Regions from separate parts of the Homo sapiens genome. Here region 2 is linked to region 1. A link is an interaction called in ENCODE POLR2A ChIA-PET data of the cell type or tissue named here. Cell type or tissue: K562. All regions are shown on one strand.

Evidence for each region. ChIA-PET counts read pairs that join two places held together with the same protein. Peaks named below come from ENCODE experiments on the same cell type or tissue, not always from the same donor. Only the 100,000 strongest peaks of a DNase experiment are listed, where the experiment ranks them.
Region 2: POLR2A ChIA-PET joins it to region 1 with 5 read pairs; 6 of 35 experiments call an interaction of 5 or more read pairs at or near these places.

The regions. Positions count from the first base shown.
Region 1 is chr11:73,972,720-73,975,219 of GRCh38, reverse strand. It overlaps UCP2 (uncoupling protein 2), which reads left to right. Exons shown (of 8, transcript NM_003355.3): 8 at 99-548. The coding sequence ends at 213. Among named protein-coding and RNA genes, the nearest start is that of UCP2, 8.9 kb to the left of the region's middle. RefSeq lists an enhancer at 842-931. In K562, no CTCF peak of the experiment used is centred here; a DNase peak (open chromatin) is centred at 1,088.
Region 2 is chr11:74,147,533-74,150,032 of GRCh38, reverse strand. The region is part of intron 3 of C2CD3 (C2 domain containing 3 centriole elongation regulator); the gene reads left to right. Among named protein-coding and RNA genes, the nearest start is that of C2CD3, 22 kb to the left of the region's middle. In K562, a CTCF peak has its summit at 345; no DNase peak of the experiment used is centred here.

The DNA of each region.
Region 1 (2,500 bases):
CCTTTGGGACAGAGCAACTGGGTTGGATTGAATACCAGGCCCAGTGAGGGAAGTGGGAGGTGGAGGTGCCCCCATGACCTGTGATTTTTCTCCTCTAGGTTCATGCCCTCCTTTCTCCGCTTGGGTTCCTGGAACGTGGTGATGTTCGTCACCTATGAGCAGCTGAAACGAGCCCTCATGGCTGCCTGCACTTCCCGAGAGGCTCCCTTCTGAGCCTCTCCTGCTGCTGACCTGATCACCTCTGGCTTTGTCTCTAGCCGGGCCATGCTTTCCTTTTCTTCCTTCTTTCTCTTCCCTCCTTCCCTTCTCTCCTTCCCTCTTTCCCCACCTCTTCCTTCCGCTCCTTTACCTACCACCTTCCCTCTTTCTACATTCTCATCTACTCATTGTCTCAGTGCTGGTGGAGTTGACATTTGACAGTGTGGGAGGCCTCGTACCAGCCAGGATCCCAAGCGTCCCGTCCCTTGGAAAGTTCAGCCAGAATCTTCGTCCTGCCCCCGACAGCCCAGCCTAGCCCACTTGTCATCCATAAAGCAAGCTCAACCTTGGCGTCTCCTCCCTCTCTTGTAGCTCTTACCAGAGGTCTTGGTCCAATGGCCTTTTTGGTACCTGGTGGGCAGGGGAGGAACCACCTGACTTTGAAAATGGGTGTGATCCACCTTCCACCTCCAGCATCCAATCTGAAGCCCGTGTAGGTCATCTGGTCCATTTCTCTCTAGACCCAGGCCCTGTACTAACATGGGGAGTGCAGGAGCCACCTGAGAGACAGCAGTGCCTCCCCTTCCTTTGCCGGGCCACTTGAGCTCTTACTCAGAATCTGGTACTCTAGTGCCTGCCATCCCAACCCCCCACCCCAGCCGCAGGCCTGTTTATCTGCACAACAAGAGTGCTCCTGTGTGCCCTGCATCTCCTGCAGTTCCAGAGGAACATGAGACTCTTAGATGCTGTTGACTTTATTTTATTCCATTTTACAAATGGAAGGAAGACCCACCTCCCCCAAAGTCCCAGACCTTGTGAGAACAAGTCAGTCAGCCTCCTTCCACCCTCCACAGCCACAGCCACACCCACAGAGGAAATGTTACTGAACTGGGTGGAGCAGGCCCTGACTCCACAGAGGGTGGGTGGAGGCTGCAGGGCAAACATCTGGTCTCTGCCTGAGGATACTTTCCATTTGTGTTTTTTGTTGTTTTGAGACAGAGTCTCACTTGCTGTCACCCAGGCTGGAGTGCAGTGGTGCAATCTTGGCTCACTGCAACCTCTCCCAGGTTCAGGCGATTCTCCTGCCTCAGCCTCCCAAGTAGCTGGGATTACAGGCATACACCATCATACCTGGCTAATTTTTGTGTTTTTGGTAGAAACGGGGTTTTGCCATGTTGGCCAGGCTGGTCTCAAACTCCTGACCTCAAGTGATCCACCTACCTCAGCCTCCCAAAGTGCTGGGATTACAGGCATGAGCCACTGTGCCTGGCCAGGATATTTTCCATTTGGAGTCTCACCACCACAACCCCCCTCCACCTGCCCCTGCCCCAGCTAGGCATCCAAGGAGGCCGCAAGAAGCCAGGGCCTTGGCTGCACAGGGGTCTCCGCTTCTCTGTCCCTGTTCTTATCACCTGCACTCAGAGGCAGGTGGGCAGGGGTACTACAATTTCAAGGAGTGGAGACTGTGAGGTCCTGGAATCCCAAGGCATCTCCTGTAGGGCTGGGCCCTTAGAATTATGTCACTCAGACCCAGTTTGTAGGTGTCTGAAGAAACTGAGGCCTGACACAGGTGATGCAGGCAAGAACACCCAGAAAGTCCACTACTGAACTGGGACCGGGACCCAGTCCTCCTTCCCCTTGTGGACTCCCCCAGAGACCAGTGCTGGGGTCCTTGGGGAAGCCTGTTTGGCAGCTGTGGAGCTAGGCCCTGAGAACACGACCACCCTCCCTCTTCCCTCAGCCTCAAGCCGCTGAAGCCACTGCTGCTTCGCCGCCTCGTAAGCCCAATGGTCAGAGCTGGAGGCTAGACCCTTCAGTGCTTGGGTTGAGGGCCAGGGTGTTAGATTGGTTTTTGGAGAAGGAACGAGGGCCCAGGATTCTTCAGCTTCTTAGTTTTTGACAAATTGAGCTGAGGCCCCATAGTCCTCGGGAGGGACAGGGTTGAGTGCCATAAGTCGGCAAACCAGGGTAAAGGTGACAGGCAGCTCAGCCAGGCTGCAGGGGGTGGCATATACAGAGGACCTGGCCACTACTTTATGTACCTTCTTACACTAATTCTGTGAGGCAGGCTGTTTGTTAGCTCTGCTCTGGACGGGAAGAAGTAGGGGCAGTTTGGTAGGTGTGTGTCAAAGCTAAACAGGCTGGGTGGGCATGAGCAAGTCAGCTGGTTCATTCAGCAGCCTTAATAGACACGAGGCTACCCAACTTCACTGTGGTTCTGGGTGTGGCCTTAGGACAATGAGCTGGGAACAGTGGTAGGAACCACTGGAAAACATACCAGTGGGTCTCATTCATTCTGATC
Region 2 (2,500 bases), 170 kb before region 1:
AGGAGAAACAGTCACACACAAAGAATTAAGTAGAGTGGCTTCAAACTTCTCAATAGCCACATTAGCGTCCAGAAGACAATTCAATAATGCCTCCAGAATGTTGAATGAAAATGGCCTAGAATTCTGTCTCTCTAGGCAAACTATCTAGTGTAAGAGTAGAATGAAGTTTTTGTATATACAAAGTCTCAAAAATTTGTACCTCTCCCACACTCTTCCTGACAAAGCAGCTGAGGGACTTTCTCTGCCAAAATGAGGGAGTAAACTTAAAAAGAAGACAAGGTGGGATATTGCAAACAAGAGATACAACACAGGAGGGAGCCGAAGAGAATCCCTTGATTTGAGGTGAAGCAGCTGTACACAAGGCATAGATGGCAGCTATTCCAAATTGGAGTATATGCTAAGGCTCTGGGAGAGATTTCTCAAAAAAAAAAAAAAGTTACAAAACACCTATTGTGTCTGAAAATCTTAAGAGGAGAATTCGATAACTGGCAAAAAGTTCAGAATTGAATTAACAATAAGAACAATAAAAACACAAAGCAAATGTTAGCATGCACCTACAGTCCCAGCTACTCAGGAAGCTGAGGCAGTAGAATCACTTGAGCCCAGGAGTTCACGTTCAGCCTGGGCAACATGGCAAGACCTGATCTCTAAAAAGAAAAAAAAATTTTTTTTTTAACTAAGCAAATGAGAAAACAAGACAGCATTTTGGGAAAATGTTGTGCAGGAAAGGAAAAGTAATCAGTACTTCTAATTGTTCAGCTATAAATGGAATACATGTTCATACTATAATTGTAGTCAGATCAATAATCAGTGTTTACTATATTGGCACATTGGGAGGATGGAGGAAACAAGTGGATGTGGGAGAGAGCTAAATTCTTATCTCCTGTATTAGGAAGTCAAAAGGTTATGCCTGGAAACTAGAAGTCAAAGTATAGACATAATCATGTTATTTGGAGCTATAGAGGTAAATACCACAGGAATCAGGTATAGAAATTGAAAGTGGCCGCCTGTGAGGAAAGAGAAATGGTGTCTATGTAAGGGACTTGTTTTATGTAACAAAATTATCGAACTGTTTGAATCTAAATGTGCATGTGTTATATTAATTTTGATACTTTAAAAAGAAAAACATGCAGTGAATGATGGAACTTGAATTCTTGTTATACCACTGCTTTGCTGTCCCCAAGGACAGTATTGAGTTGACTAACCATGGGATCTCTCCTGAAAAGAGGGGTAAGTGTAGCCAGTAAGGAGCTGATAGAATGGAGATGAAGGAAGAAAGGTGGCTTTACATTGTTGCTGTGAAGGGGAAGATCAGGTTTGGTCAGACTGGGGAGTGAGGGACTGCAAAGAAGGCAGATATAGTTCATTACAATCAAGCTGATTGAGAGAGGAAGCTTTGTTGTATTCCATTATTAGTATAGATCAGATGTCAAAAAAAATAAATGAGTCAAGCAGACTGGCTGTAAAAGAAATCAACTGCCAAAAATATATTCAGACTTTTGAAAAGTATCAAAAGTATCAAACTTATGCTATTATATAAGCATGTAACATAATATATACACATATATAAATATACACACATATATCTTATATACACACATATAAGGTATATGTGTGTATATATACATATATAAGATATTTATGTATATATACACATAAACATACGATTATTTTAAGTTTGAAATTGGGAAACAGGAATACTTAACTATAGCTTTTTTCTTTTGAAATCATTCATTTGATCTGGCTAGAAATGTGATACATTTACTTCTATGCTAAGTTAGTACCAAGTATTAAATATATGATGGGCATTACATCATTCATTTTTAAACCCTTTAATTATAAGATTTAGTTTTTATTCAGTTTCATAACAGATCTTAACCATTCACAAACATGAGTATTTCCAAACAAAGGTAGAATCTTGGCAAAATAGTTTTGATAGTTAGACATTTGTAAAATTTGTAAAATTTAAGACATTTGTAAAATTTGTAAAATTTAAGACATTTGTAAAATTTAAGATTTCAACATCACAGTTAATCCTAAATATTGTACTGTACTTTATTAACCTCCATATGTTACACTTCCAGTATAAATTGAGAAAGGTAAGTTGAATAGTGTTAGTTTTCATAAAGCTTGAAACCAAAAAAAATCTTTTTGGGTTATCAGTCTTTAGCTCTACAATTTTAGGAATGTATTTCATGCCATCAGTTTCATTTCTGGAAATCCTGTTTCAGCATGGAAAAATACAAAAAAGTAGGACAGATAGTTCCTTGCCAATAAAACTTTCCAGAGATACAGTCATCAAGTAATGAGTAAATTGAATGAAATATGGTTCCTTGTTAATGCCCTTGCAGATAAGCCATCAGATTTTTTACATAGGCAGTAATGTCAGTTAAAATGGCCCTGTATTTGACCAGTCTGTGCTAGTGATCTGAGGCTGGGATTTGTCCTTGGACAACATAAACCAGGAGACTTCTTTAAACTCAAGCTCAAAAACATTTTT